Linked DNA regions of Homo sapiens: region 1 is linked to region 2. A link is an interaction called in ENCODE POLR2A ChIA-PET data of the cell type or tissue named here. Cell type or tissue: CD4-positive, alpha-beta T cell. All regions are shown on one strand. Links, peaks and the distances in the headings refer to the core of each region. The heading gives the core; the rest is flanking DNA.

Region 1 (11,173 bases), core at 2,878-7,877, 120 kb after region 2:
AGTTGAAATACCAAATCTTTTACATCTACTCACCCCAGTATCTCTTTGACAGAACAGCCTCATATAGTAGGAAGAACAGGAGACTTTGAAAACACAGAGGTCTAGATTCAAATCCCAGTTCCAACATTGACTTACATCATGGCTTTGAGAAAATTTCTTAATCTTGTTGGGTCTCAACTATGAAATAATACCTCATTAGGTTCTTGTAAATATTAAATGAGATGGTGTACCTAGTATAACGTGTGGAACTTAGTCACTCAACAGATAACTTTTATGAGCCCTAGCCTCATAAAAGGAACAAGAAAGCATGTATACTAGTTCTTCACGATAGAAAAAGAGAAAAGAGTAATGCAGGTAATGAAAACACTCCTCTTTAATACTGTGGTCTCAAGCAGCTGACTCCCCATACCGGTTATTTAGAACCTAATCATATATTGCCTTGTATTGTTAACTTTCAGGACAATGTATGGTATCTCTCTAGTTGAATAATAGGGTCATTGAACATATGGACTATGAAGGCAGAAAGCTTCACAAACTTCATAGGGCCCAGTATAGCTATAGACATCCCTTGAATAAATGCTGGAATATTAGTTACATATGGAGATAAAGATTTCAATTTTGACATCTCAGTATCAAAATATGTTATATGTTGATGATGGAGAAGATGAATGAGGTGAGGAATTTTTAAAGCCTAGAGTCGATGATGATCATAAATTAAACAGGATGTTATTTAGGATGTTAGTGTTTATCTTGTTACTGTTTTGTAATATCATCATACTTTGCCCTCTGTTTTAGTGATAATTGAAAATCCTCTGATCCAAAGAAAGGAAATAGAAAGAGAAGAAAAATTCAGCCCTGCAACTCCTAGGTAAGCATCTGTCTAGCACAGAGATTGTGCGAGAATGATCATTACTAATAATGTTGTATCAGATTAGCAGAGATCTTACTAAAAGTGTTCTGTTTCTATTTCAATAAAAATGAGGAGTTTAATTTTCTCTTACAAAATTCATCTTTGATTATGACATAATTTACTTTGATACAGAGTCACATGATAAATGGCTTTGGTTTTAGTACTTTGATTCTCATTCTTAGATTTACAAAAATTTGACTTTGTCATGTTAAAACTGAATGAGGAGAAAAGATAAACTTTGGAAATTACATCTGTCTTTTTTCATGTCAAGGTATCCTTCTACTCACAGGCTTACCATCTTAGGGCAGATTCCTTCGAAGCAGAGCTTGAGAGGAGGACTCTTGTGGGAGTGGTTGGTTGAGGGTGAGCTCTCAGGGGAACCCTGCGAGGATAGACCAGGAAGCAGCTGAGCAGAGAAGTGGGTTCACCTGGAGCCTCAGCAGGAGCCGGGAGGGAGCTCTGGAGTGGGAGTGGCCCCTTAGAGCAGTGCCCTGGCTGTAGTCCATCCACTCCCCAAACCCGCAGGATGGGGCGGGGCATCAGCTCAAAGGCGGGTCTGGCAGTTCTGGAGAGAAGGGTGTAGCTGTGCCCTGTACCAGCCTGTAAAGGGCTCTTGGTGGGCACAGCAGTCTACAGCATTTACACTCGCATCAACTGTGACCCGTTCCCACCTTCTTTTCTGACCTCATCTTATGCCAGACTCTCAAGCCTCATTTCTCTGTAGCCACAGTGAATTTCTTTATATTTCATGAACACCGTGAACTCATTCTGCACTAAGAACGTTTGTATTTCCTTTTATTTTTATTTTTTATTTTTTACTGAGACAGAGTCCCACTCTGTTGCCCAGGCTGGAGTGCAGTGGCACGATCTCGGCTCACTGTAACCTCTAACTCCTGGGTTCAAACCATTCTCCCACCTCAGCCTCCCAAGTAGCTGTGATTACAGGCACACGCCCCACACCCAGCTAATTTTTGTATTTTTAGTAGAGGCGGGGTTTTGCTATGTTGGCCAGGCTGGTGTCGAACTCCTGACCTCAAGTGATCCGCCCGCCTCGGCCTCCCAAAGGGCTGGGATTACAGGCGTGAGCCACCGCGCCTGGCCAAACTTTTGTATTTTCTATTCTCTCTCTGCATAGAACTTTCTCCCATCTGTTTGACTATTTGCTTCTTTGGGTTATTGACTCACAGCTTAAATGTCATCTTCTTCAACCTTCCCCATCTACTCTGTTTGTGGTAGCGCTAATGGTCAATTACTGGGATTTTGCCCTGGCTTTTGTCAGCATAACCCAAGTCACCGTCTGAGATTGTTTGATTCATTGTTCTTGGGTCTCCCCCTCACATATGTGAGCCTCATGAGATCAAAGGTCTTGTCTGCCTTCTTCACCACCATATCCCTTGTGCCTAGCATAGGGTCTGGTATATAACAGATTCTCAGTATTCATGGAAGTGATGGATGGATGGTTAGATGGAGAGAATATTCTTGGTAGAGGGAAGAAACAGGAAACCTCCTGTCTTTTCCAGAACAGTTAATATTAGTTTGAGCCATATGAAACTGCTGATGTTTTACTATTTTTCATCTAGAAATACCAATTTCATAATGTAATAGTCTGATACGGCTGGAATGCAGGGCACGGGCAGGAGGAGAAGCTTAAGGTGGAAGCAGAGATATTTTACAGACAGCTTTGCTTTCATACTGAGTTATTTCCTTTGTGACTGGTAGCCACAATGATGGTCTTTGAGCTGGGAAATAATATTTTCATATTTGTGGTTTAGGAAGATCACTTTGCTTATGGAGGATGGACTGTAGGGGAATGAAGCTTAGTTAGGATAGCAAGGCAGTGGCTTGGGAGAGAAGTGATGAGGTAGGTAAGTGAGGCCGAGCAGTGGGGAGGAGGTGGGGCTGGGTTAGAGGACTGCTGGGGCACAGAGTGCAAGGGCCGGGAGGGACTCGGTGCAGGAGGGAGAGCTCCTCAGTTCGGGCTCACTGTGCCAGTGTTCTGCGTCTGCTCCATGCAGAGCTCAGTAGGGGTAGGAAAAACACAGTCCCTGACCTGAGGCACTAAGGCAGAACAGCCAGGTCCATAAGAGAGAGAAACAACCAGTCCTTGGGTTTGTATAACCCCTGAAAGTTTCAGAGCGCTTTTTTGCTCCTATTTTTTTGGAGAAGGAAACAAGCGCAGAGTCTTGGGCAAGATCAGACAAATGGTATGTTTAGAACCCCGACACGAATCAATTCTCAAAACATTTCCTTAATGAAAGTGCACTGTAAACAAAAAATGTTTTGCTGTATTATTCAATGTTTCTAAGAGTAAAAAGTATATATTAGTATTGTCTAAATTTCAATGAAAAATGTAGTTTAAATGTGGACCTGGAAATATTTTTCTTTCCAAAGATCACTTTCAAATAACTTTCTTGTGTTTTTGCAATTTAGCAACTGTAAACTGTTGCTCAGTGAGAATCACTCAACAGTAAAAGTTTGTTCCAGTTATGAAGTGGACACAAAGTTACTTTCTTTGATACATTTACCTGTTAAAGAGTCTCATGATTATTATTCACTGGGTGACATTGTTGCAAATGGACACAGTCTTAATGGGAGGATTATTAACGTGCTTGCAGCTGTGAAATCGGTAAGTTAAAACCCCGACAAAGCCAAGTGCAATCTGGCAGGGGAGGTGCAGTCACTTGATCTGTGTTTGGGATGGAGTGGTCACGATCAGCTGGGGTAACTTTTCTTCTCTATCTTGGTAGTATGCTGAATTAAGAAAACAGTAACACTTCTCATTAAAGGGAAACTAGCTTTTTATCTGTGGATGAGTAGTAAAATAAAATTGTATTTGAATGCTAAATGCAGTGTTCCACTCTGCTCGTAAATGATCTGCTAACTATAGGAGAACTTTTTATACATTGCTTAAACAAAGATGTAAATGGAAAGGGTAAGCTTATTGACTCGAAAATCTCCATGACCTTCCTTGAAGGGGCGTAGTTGAATAAGTTAAGGGATCAGTTCTGTGCCTTTGTGCTCAGAGCTGCCCAGCAACCAGGGAGGGAGTGGGAATACACGCTGCCCTGCTGTAGGGCTCCATGGTCTAATAGGTGCAGTGGGACCATGCTGGTGAGGTGCACGGGAGGATGGCCCTCCGTGGGGCACCAGGGGGGTGTTCCCTTCTGGTGCATCAGCGTCTGTCTGAATTACTGTAGCAAGTTCTGAGCTCTGTAGTTGGACAGACCAGAGCCACAAGGCGGAGATTGAGATGTAGACCTCAACGGTAAAGTTTCACAAAATAAAGTACATGAAAATTAGTCCAGGCACAGTGGCTTACACCTGTGATCCTAGCACTTTGGGAGACCAAGGCAGAGGGATCACTTGAGCCCAGTTCAAGACCAGCCTGGGGCAACATGGTGAAACTCCATCTCTACAAAAAATACAAAAATTAGCCGGATGTGGTGGTGTGTACCTGTAATCTCAGCTGCTTGGGAGGCTGAAGTGGGAGGATCACCTGAGCCTGGGAGGTTGAGGTTGCAGTGAGCCAAAATCATGCCACTGCACTCCAGCCTGGGCAATAGAGGGAGACCCTGTCTCAAAAAAAAAAAAAAAAAAAAAAGGCCTGGCGTGGTGGCTCATGCCTGTAATCCTAGCACTTTGGGAGGCTGAGGCGGGTGGATCACAAGGTCAGGAGTTCGAGACCAGCCTGGCCAATATGGTGAAACACCATCGCCACTAAAAATACAAAAATTAGCTGGGTGGCCTGGTGCGGTGGCTCACGCCTGTAATCCCAGCACTTTGGGTGGCTGAGGCGGGAGGATCACGAGGTCAGGAGATCGAGACCATCCTGGCTAACACGGTGAAACCCCGTCTCTACTAAAAATACAAAAAATTAGCCAGGTGAGGTGGTGGGCGCCTGTAGTCCCAGCTACTCAGGAGGCTGAGGCAGGAGAATGGCGTGAACCCGGGAGGCAGAGCTTGCAGTGAGCCAAGATTGCGCCACTGCACTCCAGCCTGGGCGACAGAGCGAGACTCCGACTCAAAAAAAAAAAAAAATTAGCTGGGCATGGTGACAGGTTCCTGCAGTCCCAGCTACTTGGGAGGCTGAGTCAGGAGAATCACTTGAACCTGGAAGGTGGAGGTTGCAGTGAGCCGAGATCGTACCACTGCCCTCCAGTCTGGGCGACAGAACGAGACTCCGTCTCAAAAAAAAAAAATTAGCTGGGCATGGTGGCAGGTACCTGGAGTCCCAGCTACTCAGGAGGCTGAGGCAGGAGAATTACTTGAACCCAGGAGACAGAGGTTGCAATGAGCTGAGATGGCGCCACTGCACTCCAGCCTGGGCGACAGAGCGAGATTCTGGGTTGATAAATAAATAAATAAAGAGGCAAGAGTAATTTCTTAATATAGAGAGGGATGATAGTCAAGAGACAAAAAAAAAAAAAAAGGAAAAAACACACATGCTTATGATAGTTCATGTAAGTAAATGTGAATTGCTTGTTATATTAAATGGTGACTGAGAGAACGTGACCCTTTCAGATGGCAGGGCCCTGGCTGTGGAGGACATGCCTGCCACCTGGGGAGCATCTGTATACTTTAGGGAGAAGGAATAAGCCCGCTATATGATCATCTTGAAAAACAGGAGAAGTCACTTTGTAGGCAGTTTATGTTCAATCCTATTCAGTTGTTCAAAGGAGTGCTCAATTGTTTGCGATTTCCCCAAATTCTAGACAGTGCTATTACGTTTATAATGAAGTAAGAATTGTCTACAACCCTGAATGAATATAGTAGTATAAGCAGGAAACTGCGGCAGCTTTCCCACCCCCTCAGTGAGTCTGGAACCTTTCATGTGTCACGTCACTTCTTCTCATGCCTTTCATCTCCCCTTTGGCTTTCAGCCCTCTTACATTTTCTTTTCTTCATACTTTTTTTTTCTTTTTGAGATGGAGTCTTGCTCTGTCACCCAGGCTGGAGTGCAGAGTGCAGTGGCGTGATCTTGGCTCACTGCAACCTCCACCTCCCGGGTTCAAGCAATTCTCCTGCCTCAGCCTCCCGAGTAGCCAGGACTACAGGCGTGTACCACCATGCCCAGCTAATTTTTGTATTTTTAGTAGAGACAAGGTTTCACCATATTGGCCAGGCTAGTCTTGAACTCCTGACCTCGTGATTCACCCACCTCGGCCTCCCAAAGTGCTGGGATTACAGGCGTGAGCCACCCCTCCCGGCCACTCTTCACACTTTCATTTAACCTGTTGTTTCTTCCTCTCACCCCCACTGGCGTTTCACTTTAAAACTCCTTTTTAATACAGTGTTCTCCACCTTCCCAACCCCAGATGTTAGGCTGACCTCTCAGCCTCTGGCTGTCCTTTCTAGGTCCCTTTCTCTGGGCACCACAGATGCAGTGGTGGCAGAGGTGGGGGTGGCCAGTGACTGTCCATGCTGGGCCTGCTGCTGTGCATCTCTCAGAGGTGCCTGCCGTTCCCACATGAGAAGCCACTGGGTGGAGAGAAGGGTCCTAGTTTCAACTCTTCTTTTTTTTTTTTTTTAACTTGCTTTAATGGGCAAGAGGATTTCCACTTCTTTGATCATCTTACCCCACAATGGACAGAATTGGACAGTGTCAAAGTTTCCTGTGTATCTCGCATGTGGCTCTCACCATGGTAGCCCTGTGGAGAAGGCAAAGGACATATCCTATATTTGTTTGTTTCCTGTGGACACTTTTTATACCACAGATATGCTGTATTTGATGTTCACTAAGAAGACGGAGGTGCTGAGCCCCAGAGAGCCTGAGTTCATTCAGTCACATGAGTTCCACGCTGAGCCATGGGGATACAAAGGTGCTGGAAACACAGTCCCTGCCCTCGAGGAGTCCACGTAGATGCCCCAGAGGGGCCTGTCATGGAGCTTTGTTGTGACATGTTAAAAAGACTTTCAGTCTCTACTTCAAGCACCTGTCTCCCTGTGTCTCTTCAAAGTGTTGTGTGACTTACAACTTCAGCTACGTACATGTAGTTTAGAGATAGATGCTTTAAAATAATCAACTATATATTACTGGTTCTTGCTAGTTTAATATTTCTAATTTGGTGTTTAAAAGGTGAACATTTGAGTATTTTCATCAACAAATACTTAAGAACTTCTACATATAGGTGAAGAGTAATGATTTATTTCCATTTCTAAGGTTGGAGAGCCAAAATACTTTACAACTTCAGACCGGAGAAAAGGCCAGAGGTGTGAAGTTAGACTCTATGATGAAACAGAGTCGTCTTTTGCGATGACATGGTAAACACCGATGTCTGTTCCAAACTGTGAAATCCCTGTAGTTATCACCAGGACATTTTCATTTTATCAAAAATATGATGGACTTCATATCAAGAGAGGATAATGATAGGAGATGAATGATATTTTAAAAAATAAATCTCACTCTTGAATGTTGAGTTGTTATGGATACCACCTTAAAATGAGGTCTTTAGATGGCATGGAATTGCTTAGGGGGACTCCACCGTGCCCAGTTTTATTATTGAATTCTGTCGTGTAACAAATGATGTTTTATTAGGTCCCATGGAACAAGCCAGAGTTTCCCTCTGTGCTTCCTGGGAAGTATCCTGGAGCAGGGCAGGACACAGGGGCACGTGGGCCAGGGTGGGGACTGCACCCTGAAGCACTGCCAGGTACAACAAGGCATTGTCTAGACCTCTGATGCCTGGGTACCAAAGGAACTGATTTCAAAAATGTCTTCAACCCATCAAGGCCCCTGAGCAGTTTATCCACTGGGGGACACTCACCTTCATGGTCTGAAAGTGTGAGTTTAAAGTCTTCAGGCTTTAGTTCTAACTAGCCTGGAGTGATTAAGTGTTGGAAAAATAAATTAAGAATTGGCAGAGCAGAGTATTACTAGAGGAGAGTGTGTGTTGAAGGAATGTTCTCTCATGGAGTTGTTAAATTCTCCCTAGGAGGAAGCTGGCATGCTTAAGACTAGGAGGTCTTTGACCACCTTGGGGATGGCTGACCCCAGCCACTGAAGCTTTCTTTTATTGTTGTAAATAATATGTCACTATCAGTTTTTTCTAGTGTATTCAATTTGTATTACTTCTTTTTAAACAAATGCAGTTGGGATAATGAATCCATTCTACTTGCACAGAGCTGGATGCCACGAGAAACAGGTATTATCATTCAATGATTGTGTCCAATATTTGTCATTTATATCCTCCCATGTAATAATTTTAAATGGCTTTTTTCCCAAACAGTAATATTTGCCTCAGATGTAAGAATAAATTTTGACAAATTTCGGAACTGCATGACAGCAACTGTAATCTCAAAAACCATTATTACAACTAATCCAGGTAAAAAACTTTGTGAAACCTTTTATCCCTTTGGAAATGACTGAACACATTTCAATATTTATACAGTATATTTAAGAATGAAAATTCAGCCTGGATTTAATTCAAATTAGAAGTAAAAATTGCTTTATATAACTTTTTTAAAAACTTACAATGAACTTTGATATCTTTACTAAAGAAATGTGAGGTCGGACGTGGTGGCTCATGCCTGTAATCCCAGCACTTTGGGAGGCCAAGGCAGGTGGATCACCTGAGGTCAGGAGTTCAAGACCAGACTGGCCAACATGGTGAAACCCAGTCTCTACTAAAAATATAAAAATTAGCTGGGCTTGGTGGTGGGCGCCTGTAATCCCAGCTACTCGGGAGACTGAGGCAGGAGAATCACTTGAACCCAGGAGGCAGAAATTGCAGTGAGCTGAAATCGCGCCATTGTACTCCAGCCTAGGCCACAAGAGCAAGACCCCGTCTTAAAAAAAAAACAAGGCTGGCGCGGTGGCTCACACCTGTAATTCCAGCACTTTGGGAGGCCAAGGTGGGCTGCTCACGAGGTCAAGAGATTGAGACCATCCTGGCCAACATGGTGAAACCCTGTTTCTACTAAAAATAGAAAAATTAGCCGAGCGTAAAAGTGTGCGCCTGTAGTACCAGCTACTCGGGAAGCTAAGGCAGGAGAATCACTTCAACCCAGGAGGTGGAGGTTGCAGTGAGCCGAGATTGCACCACTGCGCTCCAGCCTGGCGACAGAGCGAGACTCCGTCTCAAAAAAAAAAAAAAAAAAAAAAAAAAAGTGAAAAACCAGATTAATTTTAAAGTATAATTCATTGTGATAATTTTTGAGAGATCGATTTTATTGCTTGGATGCTAAATTATTGACTAATAGGTAAATTCAGTTTTGCTACATTCAAATAACTTTTACTGCTAGGACATTGATAACACATGCATGCGTGCACACAGTACTCTCTGTGTAGTATCATTAGCTCATAACTGCACATTAAATGCCCAGATGATCCCCTGGAGTGGTTGTTGAAGGAGTTACAGTTTATTACAGCATGAAATCAAGGAAGCCAGATTGGGGAGATGAGGGATTAGTGCCTGTGAGCATTCCCAGGGTGCTTTATAGTGCAGACATAACCGTCAAGCCAGTACTGCTAAAGAAATGGAGTAATCAATCCTTTGCCATCTCATGAAGCTATGAGTACAGTATGTAGTGTATCATTTAAAACATACGCTCACGCTGCTGGTCTGTAACAAAGCATCAGCAGTGACAGAATTATAAAGCAATGTGTGCTTTTGACCAAACCATTATCAGCATTTTTAAAAGATAGAATTACTATGAGGAATGGTGTAAAATACTGAGACTCTGGTTTTTATATGAGTACTCTGAATCTTGCACATCCAACACATGGATGTTGTCTCCTTGAAGGCAGCACCATGGGAGGAGATGTGCATGCCCCGAATTGCTCTTCACTGAACTAATTTACTGAGCATGTGCTGTATGCTGGGTGCTGTTCTGGGGTGCAACGACAAAATGGATAAATATTTCCACCCTCATGGAGTTTACCCTCCAGCAGGGAGAGACAGAGAATAAATAATGAAGATAATATGTCCGTGAATTATGAAATATTTAAGGAGAACAGGTGGAACAGAGTCAGGAGGACCTAGAGAGCCACAAGGTGGTCGGGCACGCTGCATGGGAGAGTGACGTTTGAGCAAAGACTTGATGAGGAGGCTAAAGGGATAACCAAGGGAAAGCCCTGTGCCTATGTGTGGGAGGAACACCCAGGGGCTGGTGTGGCTGGAGCCCAGGAGTTCAAGGCCAGCAGGAGCTGTTCTGAGAAGAGATGGGGCACCCAGGAAGAAGGCCTCGGAGGCTGTTAGAGTGCACTGGCTTCTGCTCTGGATGGGGTAGCAGGCTGGGGTTTGGAGCAGAGCGGTGACAGCATCTGACTCGGCTCTGAGAGGTTTGCTCTGACTGCTCTGTTGGAAATTGATGGTGACACACGATAGTCTATTATCAACACTTAGGACAACAGTGCAACACTCTTCAGTTTTTTCTTTCCTGGAGGGAGGTACTATGTATGGTTTATTTATTTTAATTTAATTTTATTTATTTTATTTTTTTTGAGACAGTCTCACTCTGTTGCCCAGGCTGGAGTGCAGTGGCGTGATCTCGGCTCACTGCAAGCTCCGCCTCCCGGGTTCACGCCATTCTCCTGCCTCAGCCTCCCGAGTAGCTGGGACTACAGGCGCCCGCCACCATGCCTGGCTAATTTTTTGTATTTTTTATTAGAGATGGGGTTTCACTGTGTTAACCAGGATGGTCTCAATCTCCTGACCGTGTGATCTGCCTGCCTCAGCCTCCCAAAGTGCTGGGATTACAGGTGTGAGCCACTGCACCTGGCCTATGTATGGTTTATTATTAGAAATAACTTATTAATAAAAATAGTTTATTATTCTTTTTTTTTTTTAAATGGAGTCTTGCTCTGTCCCCAGGCTGGAGTGCAGTGGCACAATCTCGGCTCACTGCAGCCTCCGCCTCCTGGGTTCAAGCGATTCTCCTGTTCCAGCCTCCTGGGTTGGTTGCCCAGGTGCCCGCTACCATGCCCAGCTAATTTTTATGCTTTTAGTAGAGACGGGGTTTCACCATATTGGCCAGGCTGGTCTTGAACTTCTGGGCTCCAGTGATCCGCCCGCCTCGGCCTCCCAAAGTGCTGGGATTACAGGCATGAGCCACCACGCCCGGCCTGTTATTTTTACATTTAGTAATACCAGTGATAGTAAAATCTTCATCCTCTAAGGGCAAATTTGAGCTGGAAAAGTTTCTAAAAGACAGATTTGTCTGATGGAAAAGATGATCAAGCTTGACTGTACAATGGTATAAAAAACTCAAGATCTCATTAATGAGACAGATATTATAGGATGTTGTGCATTTGGCTCTGATGAC
Region 2 (7,892 bases), core at 1-5,000:
GGCATGACCGGTCCTGCAGTGACCACACGCGGATGGCGGCATCCGTGGCCGAGGAGAAGAGCAGCAGGCGTGTAGGGTCCGGGTGGAAGGCCACTAGGCTGTGGGCGGACGGGACAGGATGGGTGAGCTGTGCAGCCTGGGTGGTGCCTCTGCCCTCCCCCTCCACCTTCCAACTCACTGCACGACACCGGGCGAGCCTCGGAAGTGGTGTGTCCCGTAGTGCCGCACGATGTCCCAGACGCGCACGGCCCCATCACAGCCACCTGCGGGGAAGCAAGGTGAGGGGGTGGAATGCCCAAAGCCCCTGCATCTGTGCCCACGACCCACCTGCACGGCAGGGCCCTACCTGTGGCTAGCAGAGTGGAGGTGGGGTCGAAGGCCATGGTGGCCACGGGGGCCGTGTGTATCGCCTTCCACAGGCGGGTAACGCTGCCCTCTTGCCAGGCCCACTGAGCCAGCAGCAATGCCCGACTGGCTGTCACCAGCACCTGGGGGAGGGTACAGGTCAGCAGAGGGGCAGCAATACCCTGCTCACATCTTCCTGGACTCAGTCTGGGAGGGAGGCGCTGGAGCGGGTCCCCTCCAGGCCCCGCCCCACATACCTCGTTGTCAGGGCTGAGGTCAAAGGCAGTGATGTCCTCCTGGTCCTCCTAGGAGAAAGAGTGGTGTGCCGAGCACGGTGTGAGTGGGCTGCCCTCTCCACTTGCCCCTCACCCACCCAGGCTGCCCTCACCTGCTCCAGACTCCGCAGCACGGCCCCCGAGGCCACTTCCAGAATGTTGACTCTGGTGCCACAGACGCAGAAGAGGTGCTGGCCAGTCTGGTCCAGCTGGGGACAGAGAGGTCTCAGCCAGGCAACATTCAGCACCCCCCGCGGCCTCTGGCTGCCCGCCCCACTGCCCTTCCCCAGGCTGGTACCTGTGCTTTTCCGCCCTTGTAGAAAGGCTCAATTTTGCGCTCCACAGCATAGCTGGAAGGAGAGCGGGAGGCGAATGAGCACCACCCACCCCCTCAGTCCCCAGGGCCCCGCCCTGTGCTAGGTGCTCCTCTCCAAGTGACCCCAATGGCCCCTGCCCTTGAGTTTCTGGGCAACAGCAGGGACAGGGCATGGGGTGGAACCAGCAGTACTGCAGGGGGCTGTAGCTACCGTCGTCACTGAGAAGTAGAGACCCGCAGCTGGCTGGTGATCCCTGAGGCAGTAGGGGGTGGGCCTGTGTCAGGTGGAGTCAGCCCAACAGCCCAGGGCTTCCAGGGATTCCCCAGTGAGAGCCAGGGGGCTCCTTGGGAACACCCCTGCCGGCGGTGGGTGGCCAGGCCTGGGTAGCCAGCCCAGAGCACATCCTCCCAGTGTCTTCATCCCTGAGGTCTGGCATACCTCTTCCCCTCCCTGACTCCTCTCTCCATCCCCAGGCTTGCCCAGAGCCCGGGTCCCACGAGCAGCTGTCATTTCTGTGACCTCACTCGTGCCCCTTCTCCTTCCTTCTCCACTGCCTCCACCTGGTCCAGCCCATCACAGTCTCTGGCCAGCCACTCTGGCCTCTTCACTGGACCCCCTACCTACCTCTTTTTACTTATTTATTTTTTGAGAAGGGGTCTCGATCTGAGAAGGGGTCTCCAGCCCAGGCTGGAGTGCAGTGGCACGATCTCAGCTCACTGCAAGCTCCACCTCCCGGGTTCACGCCATTCTCCTGCCTCAGCCTCTCCGAGTAGCTGGGACTACAGGTGCCCGCCACTGCGCCCAGCTAATTTTTTGTATTTTTAGTAGAGACGGGGTTTCACCGTGGTCTCAATCTCCTGACCTCGTGATCCGCCCGCTTCGGCCTCCAAAAGCGCTGGGATTACAGGCGTGAGCCACCGCGCCCGGCCTCCCCTACCTACCTCTTAACCCTGCTGCCAGGTACCTTTCAGAACATAACTGAAGATGTCACTGCCCTGCGTTAGCCCCTCCCTTCTGCCCACACACCTCCCAGACCTTGCCCAGAAGAGCCTCTGCCACCCTTGCCTCTGCTTTCTTTCCTTCTCATGGCCCACAGTGCACCCCACTGCTCCTGTCCCAGCCTCTGGGACGGGTTTCCTATCTTCCCCCTATTCCCTGTACGCGGCCTGGGCTTCTCTTCCCAGATGTCAAGGCCTGGCTCACTGCGCTTCTGGAAGCCTGACTGCCAAAACGAAAGCGGCCCCTCAGCCCCCGCACCCAGTTGACCCTCCCACGACGGTGCTGCCAGCCTGGGACTTTCCTTTACCAGTGCTTGGCACAACCAAAGCCCCACAGCCGCCAGTGGAAACGATAATCCCATGAGGCTGCGCTGCCAGGGCGGGGGCACCAGCACTGCTGTTCGGCAAAGGCTTGGGGAGTGACGGGGCACAGCACTCAGGGCCTCCTGGGCTTCTGCGGACCCGCCCCTCTCCTGCATTCTCCCTGCTCCCTGGAGAAGACGGATCGCGGATGAAAGGTCCCCAGGCCGACTGCTCAGAGGTGGTTCTTCGCCCCCGCCGCCTCCCGGGACCAGCCCCGACCTAGGCTCAGCCCTCTCCTCCCCTCATCGGGACTTCTGGTCCCCACTCCACCCCATAGCCGGCTTCTCGATGAGCCCACGCTGCTGCTCCCGGCGGCCGGGCTCCGATCGCCGTCCTCCCCGAGAGCAGCCGGGGCCGGCTCTCCCGCCTAGTATCACCGCAGCCTCCGCGACCCCGCGGGCCGGCGCACACACAGCCTCTCGCCTCCACGGACCCCAATGCGTGCCCACCCCACGCGCGCCTCCGCTATGCCGGCTGCAAACCCAGCTCCCTCCCCGCACGGCCCCAGAGCTCCGGGCTCACTTGGTCTTGAAGCGGCCCACTCCGGCCGCGGTCTCTGCCATGTTGCCGCCGCCGCCGCTCCAGCTGAAACCTGCTAGGGTCCCGGCAGCCACCGCCGCGTGAGGGAGGTTAGCACCGAACTCTTCACAGAACGCCACACTCCCGGCGCGCTGCGATGGCGTCACCGCGCGCGACCACTGTGACGTCCCCGCCGGCGCCGCGCACTTGGCGCCATCTTTGCTTCGGGCAGTGGCGGCTGCATCGGGAAGCGGAAGCGGGCGGAGACGTTTCCGGCCTGGAGGGAGGGCCGTGAGCTGTGAGGGTGCTTCGCGGGTCGGTGGGGGTAGACCGGCGGATGTGGCATCGCTGGTGGCCTGGCTCTTTGATACCAGTATAAAAAGGCATTTGTAGCCAGCGTTTACTCCTGCTTTTCGGCGTTCTGGGATGTGGGGGTACCAGCTGTCGGGTGCGGTCCGTGCGTAGAGCCGTCAACCTGACCCTGCCCCTGGGCTCGCAGTGTGGCTCTTGATAAATAACGTAGGTAAATGAATAAACCGGGTAATCTCAAAGGCATTCATGTATTGAGCACCTTCTGTGTGCAAAGCACTGTAATCGGCACTTGGCGGACACCAGAGAAGAAACAGAACGGGCGACGAGTGATAGTTGCTGAGCGCGATGGAAAAAGGAGGAGGGCCGGGCGCGTTGGCTCACGCCAGTAGTCCCAGCACTTTGGGAGGCCGAGGCGGGTGGATCACCTGAGGTCGGAAGTTCGAGACCAGCCTGACCAACGTGGAGAAACCCCGTCTCTACTAAAAACAGAAAAAAAAAATTAGCTGGGCGTGGTGGCACATGCCTGTAATCCCAGCTACTTGGGAGGCTGAGGCAGGAGAATCGCTTGAACCCCGGAGGCGGAGGCTGCAGTGAGCTGAGATTGCGCCACTGGACTCCAGCCTGGGTGACAGCGTGAGACTCCGTCTCAGAAAAAAAGAAAGAAAGAAAGAAAAAAAAACAGAAGGGAGGGAGCGGAAGGGAGGAAGGAGGAGGCTGTATTGAGAAGGTGACGCCTGAGCAGACACAAGTTCGCGAAGCAGGGAGCCCTGTGGAACGAATGGTGTTGAGAACAGCCAGGGCACAGGCCTAGGACTGGGGGTGCCAAGCATTGAGTAGCAACAAGCCGGGTGGCTGCAGGGAGTGGGTGCAGAGGGCAGAGGGCATGCAGTTGCCTGTGCGCCGTGGCGAGGAGTTAGCTTTTACTCTGAGTTCAAGGTTTTGAGCCATTTGTGCTACTGGCTCTGAAGCTGGTAGAAAGTAACAGCCAGGCCGGGCGCGATGGCTCACGCCTGTAATCCTAGCACTTTGGGTGGCCGAGGCCGGTGGATCACGAGGTCAGGAGTTCGAGACCAGCCTGGCCAGCATGGTGAAACCCAGTCTCTGCTAAAAATACAAAAATTAGCCTGGTGTGGTGGCGGGTGCCTGTAATCCCAGCTACTCGGGAGGCTGAGGTAGGAGAATCGCTTGAACCCGGAGGCGGAGGTTGCAGTGAGCCAAGATCGCAACGTCACTGCACTCCAGCCTGGGCGATAGAGCAAGACTGTCTCAGAGAAAAAAAAAAAAGTAACTGGGCCAGTCTGGGCATCATGGCGAGACCCTGTCTCCACATACACACACACACACACAGAAAATTTAGTAGGGGTGGTGGTGTGCCTGTAGTCCCAGCTACTCTGGAGGCTGAGGTGAGAGGGCTGCTTGAGCCTGGGAAGCTGAGTTTCTAGTGAGCTGTGATTGGGCCTCTGCACTCCAGCCTGGGCAACAGAGACCCTATCTCAAAAAATAGAAAAGAAAAAAATGAAAAAACGAAAGTAACTGAGAAGGAGAACTGAGAAGTATGATCAGGGAAAATCTCTGAGAGGAGAGATATTTGAGGGAAAGAAAGTAGGCCATCATGGTGGCTCACACCTGTGATCCCAACACTTTGGAGGCAGGAGGATCACTTGAGCCCAGAAGTTTGAGACCAGTCTGGATAACACAGTGAAACCCCATCTCTAAAATAAACACAAAAATTAGCCGGCAGTCGTGGTGCGTGCCTGTAGTCCCAGCTACTCAGGAGGCTGAGGTGGGAGGATTGCTTGAGCCCAGGGAGGTTGAGGCTGCAGTGAGCCGTAATCACGTGACTGCACTCCAGCCTGGGTGCCAGAGCAAGACCCAGTCTCAAAAAAGAAGAAAAAGGTATTCTGTCTATGGAGTAGCCATTCTTGTATTCCCCTTATTTATTTATTTTTATTTATTTATTTTTTGAGACAGTCTGGGTCTGTTGCCCAGGCTGGAATGCAGTGGCGTGATCTCGGCTCACTGCAAGCTCCGCCTCCCGGGTTCACACCATTCTCCTGCCTCAGCCTCCCGAGTAGCTGGGACTACAGGCGCCTGCCACCACGTCTGGCTAATTTTTTGTATTTTTTAGTAGAGACGGGGTTTCACTGTGTTATCCAGGATGGTCTCAATCTCCTGACCTCGTGATCGGCCCACCTCGGCCTCCCAAAGTGCTGGGATTACAGGCGTGAGCCCCCGCGCCCGGCCTCGTTTTTTGAGACGGAATCTTGCTCTGTCGCCCAGGCTGGAGTGCAGTGGCACGGTTTCCGCTCACTGGAAGCTCCGCCTCCCGGGTTCAGGCCATTCTCCTACCTCAGCCTCGCGAGTAGCTGGGGCTACAGGCGCCCGCCACCATGCCTGACTAATTTTTTGTATTTTTTAGTAAAGACGGGATTTCACTGTGTTAGCCAGGATGGTCTTGATCTCCTGACCTTGTGATCCGCCTGCCTCGGCCTCCCAAAGTGCTGGGATTATAGGCGTGAGCCACCGCGCCTGGCCTATTTATTGATTTATTTTTATGAGACGGAGTCTCACTCTTGTCGCCCAGGCTGGAGTGAAGTGGTGTGATCTTGGCTCACTGCAACCTCCACCTCCCGGGTTCACACCATTCTCCTGCCTCAGCCTCCCGAGTAGCTGGGACTACAGGCGCCTGCCACCACGCCCAGCTAATTTTTGTATTTTTAGTAGAGACGGGGTGTCGCCATGTTGGTCAGGTTGGTCTCGAACTCCTGACCTCAGGTGATCCACCCACCTCAGCCTCCCAAAGTGCTGGGATTACAGGCGTGAGCCACCCACGCCCGGCCTCCTTCCTTTGAAAAAGAAAAGATGAAAGAGAGCAGGCAAATGCCTGGAGAGGGCAGCAGGGATGCACCGGTGACAGTTGTGAGGGCCGCAGGCACAGAGGCAGGCAGGCCGGGGGTCTGCTTTTATTTACCTATTTACAAGGTATGTTGGCCCTGGGCTCCCCCACCACCTCAGCCCCAACGTTGCCTTCTGGGGCAGCCTCGGCCTCCTCCTGTGGGGCACCCTCCAGCAGAGCGGTGTCTTCCTCCAGGAAGTTGCTGAGCTCCGCCAGCTCTCTACGAACGACACTGGTGGCTTGGTCCAGCCAGCGCACACGCCGCAGGAGGGACAGCAGCAGGGGCCGACGGCGCTCCTGGCGCACGCTCCAGGCGTTGTGCAGCTCCCGGTAGCAGTTGTGGCGAGCACGCTCGGCCGGGTCCAGGGTGGCCCCGCAGCCCAGGGGGCAGCGCTGCTGGGACCCTTGCTGGCAATGCTGCCGGTGCTCTGCCAGGGTCCCACGCGGCACCTGCGAGGTGCAGCCCTCGTTGGGGCAGGCCGTTAGCTCAAAGGGGCATGAGTCCTGGTGCCCCTTGCGATGGGCCAGGGGGCATGTCACTATGCAGCCAGCGTCGGCGTTCTTGCACTGAGGGTGAAGGAGAACGTGTGAAGAAACCGGGCAGGACACCCACGGAATCCCCCACCCCTGGCTTTCCATTCGCCAGGAACCAGGGAACCGGGAGCCTCCCACGCTTTTCTGACTCTGGTGAGTTGGTGGAGAGAACACTGGGGCAAATGCCTAGACGTGGGAAGAAGCTAGAAGTTCCAGGGGAGAGGGTGAGGCCTGAGTCTTGGGGAACTGGAAGGTACACAGTTGGGTTGGTCTGGTGAGTGGTATGGATGCCAGGCTTTCCTTTTTAACCTCGGTTTACCCATCTGTAAAACTAGGGGACTAGAGAGTAGTGGCAGGCACACTGGGCACTTGATCCTCTAAAAATCCTCTGTAATCTCCATTTTAAAAGTCCTCTAAAATCTCCATTTTCTAACCCAGGGGCTTGGAAAAGTTAGGTGACTTGCCTAAAGTCACACAGCAACTAAGCAGTAGAGCCACGATCCAAACTCAGCTATGTCTGGTCGTCCCAAGGCTGCACTTGTTTCTCTCTGAAGATGGGATTCTCCTGCCTTCTCTCCTAGCCCTGCCCCACCCCTACAAGGGTGAGAAGGGTTGAGGGTCAGGGGAGTGGGTACTTTGAGCTACCTTGACTTCCAGGCGGCCAATGGTTTTCCGGAGTTTATTCATGTGGACAACCTTTTTCCTTTTCACCTCTTTCCTACAGCACGGACAGGTCTTTTGTCTGGAAGGAGGCATGAGTAGGGGTGAGTGTTGGGAGTGGGAAGGGAGCCCTGGTCAAGCCCTCACTCGGTGACCCAGGTGGTCCCTTCATTAGCTGGATGAGGCATTAGGGCATATTACAGGGCGCTCTCAGCTCTGAGGGTGGGGCCGGGGTCTGCAGACACTACTGAGTGAGGGTACACACATTTTAGTTTAGGGAGATTTGGTGGCTGAGTCTTTTGGCTGACTTTCCCCTCTGTTCTGGGCCACAGCAATGGCCCCCAGTCTCACTCCTGCCCTCCCAGCCCCTTGGGTACCCGCTGGCACCTGGCTAGCCACCGGAGGATGCACTTTTTGCAGAAGATGTGGCTGCATGGCAACCTTGCTGGCCTCTTGAGAACCCCATGGCAGACGGAGCACACGAAGTTGCTGTCAGGAGGGCTGGCGAAGAGGTTGAGATCATACCCGCCACCCTGCAAAGGCCAGGTGTCAGCACCTGGCTGGGACAGTGATCCAGTCCCTGGTCCACATACCGAGCAAGAGAGCCCAGCAAGCTTTTGGCAGGGAGGTGGGCCACAGAACTTCAAGTAAAGGGGTTGGCTCAGCGCCCACT

What was found. Peaks named below come from ENCODE experiments on the same cell type or tissue, not always from the same donor. Only the 100,000 strongest peaks of a DNase experiment are listed, where the experiment ranks them.
Region 1: POLR2A ChIA-PET joins it to region 2 with 5 read pairs; 13 of 35 experiments call an interaction of 5 or more read pairs at or near these places.

The regions. Positions count from the first base shown.
Region 1 is chr16:1,850,098-1,861,270 of GRCh38, reverse strand. It overlaps MEIOB (meiosis specific with OB-fold), which reads left to right. Exons shown (of 14, transcript NM_001163560.3): 5 at 796-868; 6 at 3,341-3,536; 7 at 7,071-7,171; 8 at 8,000-8,052; 9 at 8,137-8,232. Among named protein-coding and RNA genes, the nearest start is that of MEIOB, 16 kb to the left of the region's middle. In CD4-positive, alpha-beta T cell, for the core only: no CTCF peak of the experiment used is centred there; a DNase peak (open chromatin) is centred at 5,730; H3K27ac peaks cover 384 bases.
Region 2 is chr16:1,967,134-1,975,025 of GRCh38, reverse strand. It overlaps TBL3 (transducin beta like 3), which reads right to left and starts at 2,973. Exons shown (of 22, transcript NM_006453.3): 1 at 2,821-2,973; 2 at 919-970; 3 at 734-829; 4 at 603-650; 5 at 347-488; 6 at 179-263; 7 at 1-98. The coding sequence starts at 2,861. It overlaps RNF151 (ring finger protein 151), which reads right to left. Exons shown (of 4, transcript NM_174903.6): 2 at 7,607-7,752; 3 at 7,205-7,301; 4 at 6,077-6,592. The coding sequence ends at 6,101. RefSeq lists enhancers at 2,648-2,787, 2,848-3,187. In CD4-positive, alpha-beta T cell, for the core only: no CTCF peak of the experiment used is centred there; DNase peaks (open chromatin) are centred at 2,318 and 3,065; H3K4me3 peaks cover 2,071 bases; H3K27ac peaks cover 1,073 bases.